4 separate regions of the Mus musculus genome follow, and all the other regions are linked to region 3. Evidence: chromatin loops called from intact Hi-C (ENCODE). Cell type or tissue: left cerebral cortex. All regions are shown on one strand.

Evidence for each region. Hi-C counts contacts between places; a loop is a spot of excess contacts. Peaks named below come from ENCODE experiments on the same cell type or tissue, not always from the same donor. Only the 100,000 strongest peaks of a DNase experiment are listed, where the experiment ranks them.
Region 1: a loop joins it to region 3, with 4 times the contacts of the local background. A loop is called at or near these places in 4 of 42 quality-filtered maps.
Region 2: a loop joins it to region 3, with 7 times the contacts of the local background. A loop is called at or near these places in 7 of 42 quality-filtered maps.
Region 4: it touches region 3 in a loop (2.9-fold over the local background); 15 of 42 quality-filtered maps call a loop at or near these places.

What each region holds. Positions count from the first base shown.
Region 1 is chr13:16,667,364-16,669,863 of GRCm38, forward strand. No RefSeq gene overlaps it. Among named protein-coding and RNA genes, the nearest start is that of Gm31711, 410 kb to the left of the region's middle. In left cerebral cortex, no CTCF peak of the experiment used is centred here; DNase peaks (open chromatin) are centred at 1,515 and 2,114.
Region 2 is chr13:16,976,603-16,979,102 of GRCm38, forward strand. All of the region lies in intron 12 of Sugct (succinyl-CoA glutarate-CoA transferase), which reads right to left. Among named protein-coding and RNA genes, the nearest start is that of Gm25020, 230 kb to the right of the region's middle. In left cerebral cortex, no CTCF peak of the experiment used is centred here; DNase peaks (open chromatin) are centred at 1,343 and 1,909.
Region 3 is chr13:16,011,162-16,013,661 of GRCm38, forward strand. It overlaps Inhba (inhibin beta-A), which reads left to right and starts at 690. Exons shown (of 5, transcript NM_008380.2): 1 at 690-929; 2 at 1,039-1,225. It also overlaps the pseudogene B230303A05Rik. In left cerebral cortex, a CTCF peak has its summit at 1,227; DNase peaks (open chromatin) are centred at 195, 751, 1,232 and 1,764; H3K4me3 peaks cover 1,745 bases; H3K27ac peaks cover 1,826 bases.
Region 4 is chr13:17,027,552-17,030,051 of GRCm38, forward strand. All of the region lies in intron 12 of Sugct (succinyl-CoA glutarate-CoA transferase), which reads right to left. Among named protein-coding and RNA genes, the nearest start is that of Gm25020, 180 kb to the right of the region's middle. In left cerebral cortex, a CTCF peak has its summit at 1,293 (motif pointing left); a DNase peak (open chromatin) is centred at 1,284.

The DNA.
Region 1 (2,500 bases), 660 kb after region 3:
TCTTGTTCTGGAAACCAATTTAACTGAATGGTGCTTATAAACTCGATGATAGTTTTCAAAAAACCCTAGTACTGATGAAAATTTGGTTGTGTAGAAGTATAAAATTATTGTTATTCAGATATAAAGGATCAATAATGTGTTTTGTAATCCTGAAAGGTGTCAGTTGCTGTCTTCTTAGTTCCCCTCTTCCCTCAGTTCCCTTCTTTTCGTCATCCCCTTAGTTTCTGGGGTCTTCCTTTGGTTTCTTAATCTATATCTTATCGATAACCCGAGGAATGGCTTCAAGTCTTACTTTTGCACTGGTACTTTCAAATGTATACTTCCTTCTAATTTTTCAGAATTTAATTTTCATCTCTGTATTTCCTGTCTTTCATCATATCCCAACTTAAAGTGCCCCTTGCTCCATATCCAAGGTAATATAATTCCCCATGTAAACTAATAACTATTCCAATATTAAAGTTACATGGGTTTTATGTACTGCCAACTCTTTTTATTTGTTCTTCACCTTCACCTTTCCTAACCAATCCCTTTATCCTGCCAATGTAAACTTCACAGTTTTTTCATCTTTGTCTGGTTACTTTAATAATTTCTCTCTTATTTTTTGCTGTTGAGTAGTGCAGTTAAGAAGGTTCTTTGGAATTATTAGGAGATCAAGAATTTTGTTCCTTTAAGTAGCCAAATACCACTAAGTTACTAACCCTTTAAATTAAACAAAGTCATGCTGTTCCCTGGATTTTTGTACTTTCTGAATTTGGCTTTTGATATCTCTACCAGTCACTGCTGAATATCACTCATGCAGTCAGTAACTTTTACTTGGCCTTACTCAGTAAATGACTTCTATACTATATTAAAGGAGGGAAAGTGGACATGTATACAGGCATAGACTCTGACCCTATTTTCTTCCTTGACATGTGTCAGATATTGCTTGCCTGAAGATACAAGAAGTTTGGAAAAATACCTACAGACTTTGGTGATTTCCCATTCATCTTACTTATATGTGAAAACTAGTCATTTTCTTACCATGAGTTTCTGAGTGGAATAAGTGTCGATGGCATAAATACAATCTTACTATAGCAATATATTCCTAAGTAGGAAATTGCCAACTAACAAGCTTCATCAAAAATAAGCCTCACACTACTTTTATATTTGGTCTTGTTTCCTAGAACATAAAATAGTCCTTCAGAAAGGTCAATAAACTACCACCCGAGAAAAATAACTAGGGACATGAAACTCAAGCATACCAGTGGGAAGGAAATAACATTTTATCCCATCTCCAATCAACAACATTTGATCCATTTATCAAAATGTGCACAGAATCTACAAAGAAATTAGCGAAAGACCAGTATCTTCACACCTTCTTCAAATAAAAGTCATAATCAGATCACAATATGCAAGAAGGAGTTATGGTCTTTGAAAAGAATTCCAGGTCTCTGACATGTCAGTGAGTCATTCCCAAGTTTTAGAGGATATGTTGGGTGGTAGGACAGAGTGGGTTGCTGCTATCTACTCTGTTTTCAAGTATGGAGCCATATGGACAGCTCAAGTTTGCTCATGGAATGTGGGCTTAGCTTGGATCTGAGGCTTATTCATGTCTCAGAAAGTTTGCTGTGGTCTGTGGCAGGACAGAGACTAGAGTACTGCATTAAGAAGTAATTATTTTTTTTTGCCTTTTTTATTAGATATTTTCTTTATTTACATTTCAAATGCTATCCCGAAAGTTCCCTATACCCTCCCCCTTCCCTGCTCCCCTACCCACCCACTCCCACTTCTTGGCCCTGGCGTTCCCCTGTACTGGGGCATATAAAGTTGCAAGACCAAGGGGCCTCTCCTCCCAATGATGGGCAACTAGGCCATCTTCTGCTACATATGCAGCTAGAGACATGAGCTCCGGGGGTACTGGTTAGTTCATATTGTTGCATGGGGGAGGGGTTCCTTTCCCCTGGATTATATAAAAGAATAGAATCTAGAGCTATTTAAATCTACCTCAAGAGAGAGGGTATTCAGAAGAAAGGGAATCCATCAGAAGAAACTGGACATGGAAAAGACCATCTGAGAACAGTAAGTGGGAACGGGCCAGCTGGCTATAGCACACTAGTGAAATAAAAACTTGGGGAGAAGGAGAGAAGCTAAACATACCTCTTGCCAGATGGTGGGTGCCTTCCCAAAATAGGCTTTGACTAAGAAGGAGTGGAGTAATCTACCCTTGAAATGAAAATTTAAATGACATATATTGTCTGCTTTTGGACATACTACTTTATCAATTGACAGGTTTCCATTTTAACTTGTTCTTAGAGCTGTCTATCTGTTTGAGTAGTAAAGTGTTGATAATCAGAAAAGTCTACTAACACTCTATATCCTGAAAAGGAAGGAGACAAAACAAAGTGGGTTTTGTCTACATTTTGTGTTTTGTCTCATTTTTTGGACATAATTTTCACATGCTGATTTTCATTTGGATTACTGAATTTATTTCAATGATACTTTATCAAATACTTACTATACA
Region 2 (2,500 bases), 970 kb after region 3:
AGAGGAGGCCATGGGAGATATACATGCACTTCTGTCCATCTGTTCAGTGGAATTAGGAAGTCATTTCAATGTGAAGAGTGAGTCTGTGTCCAAGAGGCAAGTCACAGCTGGAGGTGTAAGATACAAGACTATTAAGATAATCACATGAGTATAGTCAAATGATAAAGAGTCTAGGAAAGACCCAGGTTAGGAAATTGAGCATGGAGGTTTACCCAGTGATATTTTCTATGATGAAAAGACTTTACAGGTTCTCAAGAATAGGGTTCTGATGAGGGAACACAAAAAGAGCCAAACACCTCATGCTAGAATGCTGAGTAGGTTCTTCTGTGCTGAGACCAAGATCGTCCTTTCAGTGTTCCCTTAGGGAAAAAAGTAGGCATAGCTTGGGATATGACCTAAGGCCATAGGTCAGTTACTACTACAGTATCTCACCAGGAGCATATGCCTGATACACCTGAGTGCTTTGGTATTTGACTACATAGCCTGGAAATGGGGGTTAAATTCTTGTTATTGTTCAAGAATCTAAAATCTGCTATATATAATCAATATATATAATCTGCTTTACCTATTATTAAGAGTAGGCCATGATGGCTTGAGGCCAGACTCTGCAATGTAAAAGTTGAGTTACTATAAGACAAAACATTTATTTTAAACAACTAGAAGAATACAAAATGGGAGATTGCATCTTTAGCAACTAAATTGTAAACTGTGTTTCCTTACCTGAGGGTAGTCCTCTCTTTCTATCCTGTACATGATAGAAGCATTTCAGTGGTGCAACACACTTAAGGACTTTGAGTTCATACCAGAACAACAGTAATAATGGTTCCATAGCATTTTGAGATTCAGATTTAGTGAACCATATTGTTACCATAATGTATTTATAAAAGGTGAGGGTGTGTGGAATAAGAGCCAATAAAAACATATTCTTCCATAAAAAAAAAAAAAAACCTATGGAGAGATAGGACTGATATCTACTTATCTACTTCTAATGAGCATTTGGGTTACACTATGACATAAGTCATCATTAAGATGACTTCATGGGTAGCCTTTTAAGATTAGATGTCTGATTCTGCTGTGCTCAAGTATTCTGGTATCCAATAAGGTTGTGTGAGGAATAGCCACTGTTTCGGAGAGTAACTCTCTAGCAAGAATTCAACCCCCATCATTCAGGCCAATGCTACACCATATGGAAAGCCTTGCTAGCAATGCCTTGCTTTTCTTTTGGCATTACCAGGTTTGTACACACGAGCTGGCCAGAGAAAACCCTTGCCAGTGTTAGAACTGTGCTATAATTTAATTCTAGTGTGGCTCATTCTCAGCATCCACCCAGCACAGCCTCCTTCTCTGTGGGGGTGGGGGCTAAATGCCAGCCGGAGGTGCTAAATCTCAGTTCTGCTGAGGACAGGAACAAAAATACCAAGCTAAATTTCACTCGAAACAATTATCCGCACACTGAATCATTCTTCTCTTCTCGTATCTCTGTTGCCCTCCTGACTACCTCTTTGTAATAGCGCTGCAGTGCTACTCACAAAAGACAAAAGTGAGTGTTCTTAGCTAAATATAACTTAACTGATAGCATTGAAATTAATTAACGCTGAATTTTAATCACGTAGCAAATGTTAAGTGTCAAACGTGAAAGGGTAGTTGGTAAAGGTCAAGGGACATGTGTCAGAGTTTTGTGAAGCAGAAGCTAGAGGCAGTTGATTGAAATATTTCACAGAAGCAGCACTAGGGATCACACTTCTTTTACCTCTAACTTGACTGCTATCTGCACGTAGTAGTTCCTAGTTGAGACATTTACCAGATCAATACTTAGCTTTAAGCAAAAATACAAATTTGTCTGATGTTTGGCATGAGAAACTGACCTGCCATTTCTCATTGTCATTTGCTGTGACATCTGGACAATGAAGCCAATCCGCAGGACTGAGCTTTGATCCATACAAAAAGCTGGCTTGACTGCATCTCTTGGCAGACACTCTCCTTTTAGTGTACAGTATGGAACTGGTAAGATTCCATAGGCTTTTCTCTTGGCCCAGGTCTTATGGTCCCAGAGACAGTACTGTCCCTGGAAAAAACTGCTCAATGACCTAGAATCTTAGGTAATTCTCCCGTATTGTTTGTGGAGCTTTTCCCAGCATCGTTTTCAAATAGTTCTGAAGTCAGAAGACTATCTTAACATATATCTCACCCAGGACCTCCAGTGTGTTGTCTCAACAAGGTTTCATTGGAAACTAAGGCATGCCTCCTGCCAGCTCTTCTCAAACATTTCCTTGGAAAGAGTTAGTAAATGGCTCATCTTCCTTCTCTCATCTAGCCAAGACTCCAGTATCTAAAATTTTAATTAAAAAAAAAATTAAATAAATATTTTCTGTATTATGGCCACCAAAAATGGACCAGAGAATCTTCAGAGACATAATATAGTTTTTTTTTAAGTATATATATTGTGGCCGGGGGTACACCTGAGAGTTGATATCCATGAAGGCCAGAAGAAATAGAATCC
Region 3 (2,500 bases):
CCCTGAGTTATCAGCAGCTTGTCTGTGCCTCTGAACCACCAGCCTCCTGTCATTCAGTTGAATCAGAGGACACTTGTCAGTCACCTGCTTAAGGTGTCCACATTCTCTGGCTTGCATGTTTCACTGAATCACAGGATCTGTGAGCAGCAGCTAACCACAGAGTCAGAGTCGTGGAAAACGGCTTCCTTTCCAAGCCTGTCTCCTTGCTTCAGGGATAGTGAGGGAAGAGCGATTAATAGCCTGCATGAAAGCTTAAGGACATACGGTTTGCTTGAGAGGAAAAGTGAATATTCTCACGACTTGATCTCTGCCAACTTTATATGGGCCCAGCTGCTGCACAGGGCAAACACACTAGTCCAGAGTTAGCTATGCCCCTAAGATGTGTGTCACCACAAGCCACCGGCCAGCACTGAAACGCAGGTTTCCCTCATCCACACAAAGGAGCTCTATCCTCAAAGGAACTTTGTTTCTTGACCAGCTCACTAATTGTGATTGAAAACACCAGCTCCCCAGCAATGCTCACGCATCCGAGTTAGCAGAAACAAGACAGGCCCTAATTGCTCCATTTACATAAAAGTAGAAACATACAACTTCTAAATATAAATCTCTGGCACATCTCTTCTTTTGCAATTACAGTAAAATAAGGTACCAGTTTCCCTCCGGGCTCCTCCTCACAGCAAGCTGCTCCCGGGGTTCGCTAGTGGCTGCTCCTCCAGGCAGCACCGGGCCAGCGTGGAGTTGGAGCTTTGTGAAGTAGCCAGTAAATCAGAACGCCTCCGCTAGGTGCAGAGCGCGGTGGCAGCGGGCCACTCTGCCAGTGCGGTAGTCGGTGGGACCGAACTCTACACTCGGGAAGGGGCAGTCTGCGGGTGCGGGGCCTGAGCTGCCGCTCGCCTCCGTTGGCCAGGAGACCGGCAGCCCCACTGCAGGTCCTGGTCCCTGACATTCCCTGGCACCGAGGGCTGGGATCAGAGATTCCCGGCTGCACTCACTGAACAGTGATTTTTTTTTTTTCTTTCCCCTCCCTGAATTCTTTAGCTGCCAAAAGGGGGGGAAAAATCAAGAGCTGCGCTTTTAAACGAAGTTGCCCTTGCTGGTGTTCAGGGTAAAAATAGAGGCGGCCGCTTGGACCAGCTTGGCCCCTGAGTCCAGGCGTCCCGCGAGCCGGGCTGGAGCTGCGCATTCGGGAGTGATCCCTGGAAACTGCCAGCAGGTGCTGCTCAAGGTACGGTGGCAAGCTGAAAAGGGACAGGGCCTGGGTGCAGGGAGTCTCCGCGGGAGGGGCAGGAAGTGAAAGAGAAACCAACCCCGCTCAGAGCTGCGCTGACCAGCGCACGCCCTGGGCCCTGGAATTCAGCTGGGAAACGCTGATCCTCAGCCCAGAATATTCCACAGAAGCATTTTAACCTACCTGCTTCCTCCACCACCCCCACCTGGATTTCCATGGAGGAGAGGAGGCTTTCCCAAAGTGGTTCCAGCTCTGAGGTTGGGGGAGATTCAGCTACGTCATAGCTGCTAGACTGGCTTAGCAGGTTGGCACTTTCAGGGTGTCAAAGGCCAACAGGGTCTCAGAGTGACCCTGTGTGAGGCGGCCCCTGCAGTCAGGGTCTTGAACATTCTTATGACACACATGCTTAAGAAACTACAGGGATGCTCCGAAATAACATTCTTTTGTGACCACTGAGTTTTGATCCTGAAATTATACATCCCACTTTATAGATGGAAACACTGAGGCTTGAGTTTAAATTAGGAGGGCGCCCCGGAGCTGGGGTCTGATTCGGGCACTTTTCTGTGCCAAGCCAGTCTACAATCTACATTCGGGTGCAAGTGGGACTTTCCCTGAAGTTATGTGTGAGGCAAGAAATGAGTTTAGATGCTCAGGGATTCTTATCAAACAGCATGGAAGTGCCTCTCTTCCAAAGGTTTATGTTCACCCCGGGGTTGGGGTTGGAATGGAAATGACTATCACTGATTATCTTTCTGTCTTTGCCACCCATATTCCTGTCATTTTCCCCTGCAACTTTATTTCCTACTTCAGTTCTCTTATGCGGATCTTAGAATACTCCTTCCCCTTGCCCCTCCCCTTCCCCCACATATAGCTAGCATCCACACTTTGAAAGCCCTCAAGAGAGACCCTTTCACAGACAGCTCCTGGTGTCATAAAGAAACCTTCCCCACTTCACATCAGGAGACCAGAGCCTCTACAGTTTGCTTATGGGCACAGTGAAAAGTTTATTTTATGCATCTTAAATCCGGCACACGAAACAACATATCTGGTCATATGGCTTTCATTAGTCCCCAGTTTTGCACGTTTTATCCAACTTGTCATAAGAACCTGGTCAGTGCCTTAGCTGTACTTCGCCCCGAGAACAACAGCCCTTCTTCACTGTGCTTATCGGGGCATTCGTCTCTCTCTATGTTATCTCCCTGCCAGTGTGACCCAGGCAAAAGAAAACCCAAACCTAACTTTACTTCTATTTTAAGGAGAGTTCACTTCTTT
Region 4 (2,500 bases), 1.0 Mb after region 3:
GAAGAAAAGCACAATGATATAGTTAGTGATGGTGAAACCAGCAAATAAAATAACTGAAGCAATTTTATATACAGCTGGCACTTCCCAGAGGAATATTCAAATTGGACATTGGTAGATGCTTTGTGACGAGCAGGACTTTCATGAGCTATAAGACATTGAAGTAGGATTACTTTTGTCTCAATTCAGTTTAAGGGCCAGAAGTTAAACATGAAGTGGCTGTGTTTTCAGACAACTTTTGTAATTTTTCCAGGGCAGAGGTGGAAATCAAATTTGAGATCCTTAACAGCTACTTCATGGGTATGAAGTCAGAATGTGGTGGCATTTATACAGAATAGTACCCTTGGCCATGGAGGTGGGGAAAAATGTTTCTGTCATCCAGCTTTATAACTGAGACTTAAGGAGAGTGGCTAAGATGGTAAGTCTGGTCTGGTCTGGTCTGATATGGCATGGCATAGTATGGTATGTCATGATAAGTAGATAAGTATGGTATGGTAGGTGTGGTATAGTACAGTTGGGTAGGGTAGATATGAAAGGGAGTAGGTACGGTATGGTAGATATGGTACAGTGAGGTAAATATGGCATTGTATGGCATAGTATGCTAGCACACTTAGAGCATTTAGGTCTGAGTAAATGCTAATGTTCCAGGTAAAGGACAGCTGTTGCCTGAACCAAGACTGCAAGCGATCTGTGGAAGCACAGTGAGACGAATGCCAGCAACACCACAGGCAGCTAGAGTCCTCAGCCAGTCCCTTAGTGTCACCAAGTAGGGCTCTCCTTGCCCTTCCCGTCTACTCTGCCTGCTCATGTTCCTCTCCTAGTGAGTAACTAGGGTGATAAGTTGTGGTGAACAGGTAAGGAAGTGGGAAAGAACTAACAATGCCCTACTTCCCCAACTAGCCTCCAATTGTAGACTTTTGCACTTAAAATTGGCCCTTGCTGAGGGAAAATAGACATTCTAATTATAAAACAAACTCATAGAGTTTTGTCATTTAATTGCAGTTGATATCTGAATTACATTTTATACGAATTTACTTTGGCTCACAAATTGCAATGGATTCAACCCATAATCTACCAGCCGTTTGCTTTTCAGCCTATGACAAGGAAGACCATCACAGAGGAAGTGGTTGCAATAAATCTGCCAACATCACGGTGGTGGCGAGGTGAAACAGAAAGGAAGAGGAGGAGCCAAGTTCCCAATGTTCCCTTCTAGGGCACACTACCAAACAACCCAGCTTCCTTCCACAGACTTTCTTCTACAGCATCCACTGTCTCCCAACAGCACCACCTGCTGGAACCCAACATTAACACAAAGGATTTGTGAAGACAACTCTGTCAGCATTTTCTGAATTCAGCTTTCTAAATCAGCTCTAGGGAAATGTAAACCCTGCATATGTGTGCCAAGGACACTCATTCTGGGTTAGAGAGCTGCCACCCCAGGGAAGAGAATCCCTGCTTTACTGAGATTCCTTCAAAGGCTGAATGTTGAAATGTTTTCTCTAAGACTAATCTAAAGTTGGTAGCTCTAATAAATTTAAGAAAAGAAACCAATGTTCTCTCATGTTATATGTGCAGCATTTCTGACAAGTAGGAGTTTACTTTCGAGCTAGGTTTTATACTACAGTAAACTCTGCTTTTCTCTACAGGGATGATGAGTAGTGCTCATCCCATGCTACCTGATACTCTGCGAGGTTTGAGAAGCACCCAACAACAAATTAAAAAATTAAGTCAGCATATGTGTCATACACAGTGTGAGCTGGGCACTGAGGTTGCTATGATGAGCTGCAATATACTTTATTTTGCTAGAAAAGTGGGGAGATACATCAGTCCTTTAAAGAAATCACTTGTAGCTAAGTGAAGATAGGTTACTTTTTAAGCATACCATTCCTATGAGCTTCTTCATTGGTGTTGGTGTTGTTCCTTTAACAAATAGTATATTCTAAAACTGATGAGTGTCTAGCAATCATATATTATCAACAAGTGGTAGTTCCATGTACTAAATCCAACAAAGTCAAAGCTAGTTTCCAGTGCTTTCAAAATTGAGCTGCTTGCTCAGTCAACAGACCTTGGTTTCTCTGTGTTGAAGACAATCCTTAATTACTGAAGTGACTAAGAACTGAAACATAAAGTCTTCTGCCTTAGTGCTTTTTCTTTCTCAGAAAACAGAAATGTGTAGGCTACTCCAAGGAACCTTTATGACTTTGGATACTTTGTTTAAAAGGCTTGTAAAACTCTAATGATTTTGGACATAGAGAAAAAGTTTAATCATACTTTCAAGTTGTAAATTCTTCATACTACCAACCTACTGGTAAAATATATCTATTAGTACAATAGTGGCATGACTGTTAAGGAAGTAACCAACTGATCACTGCTTGGAATAAGGCTCACTCCACAAGAAGAAATTCCTGTTTGGTATTGTAAATCCAATAAAAACTATGGCCTGGTTGAGGAGAAGATAGGCCCCAAGTAAAGACTTCCTTCTCTGTTTAATTAAATTGACATG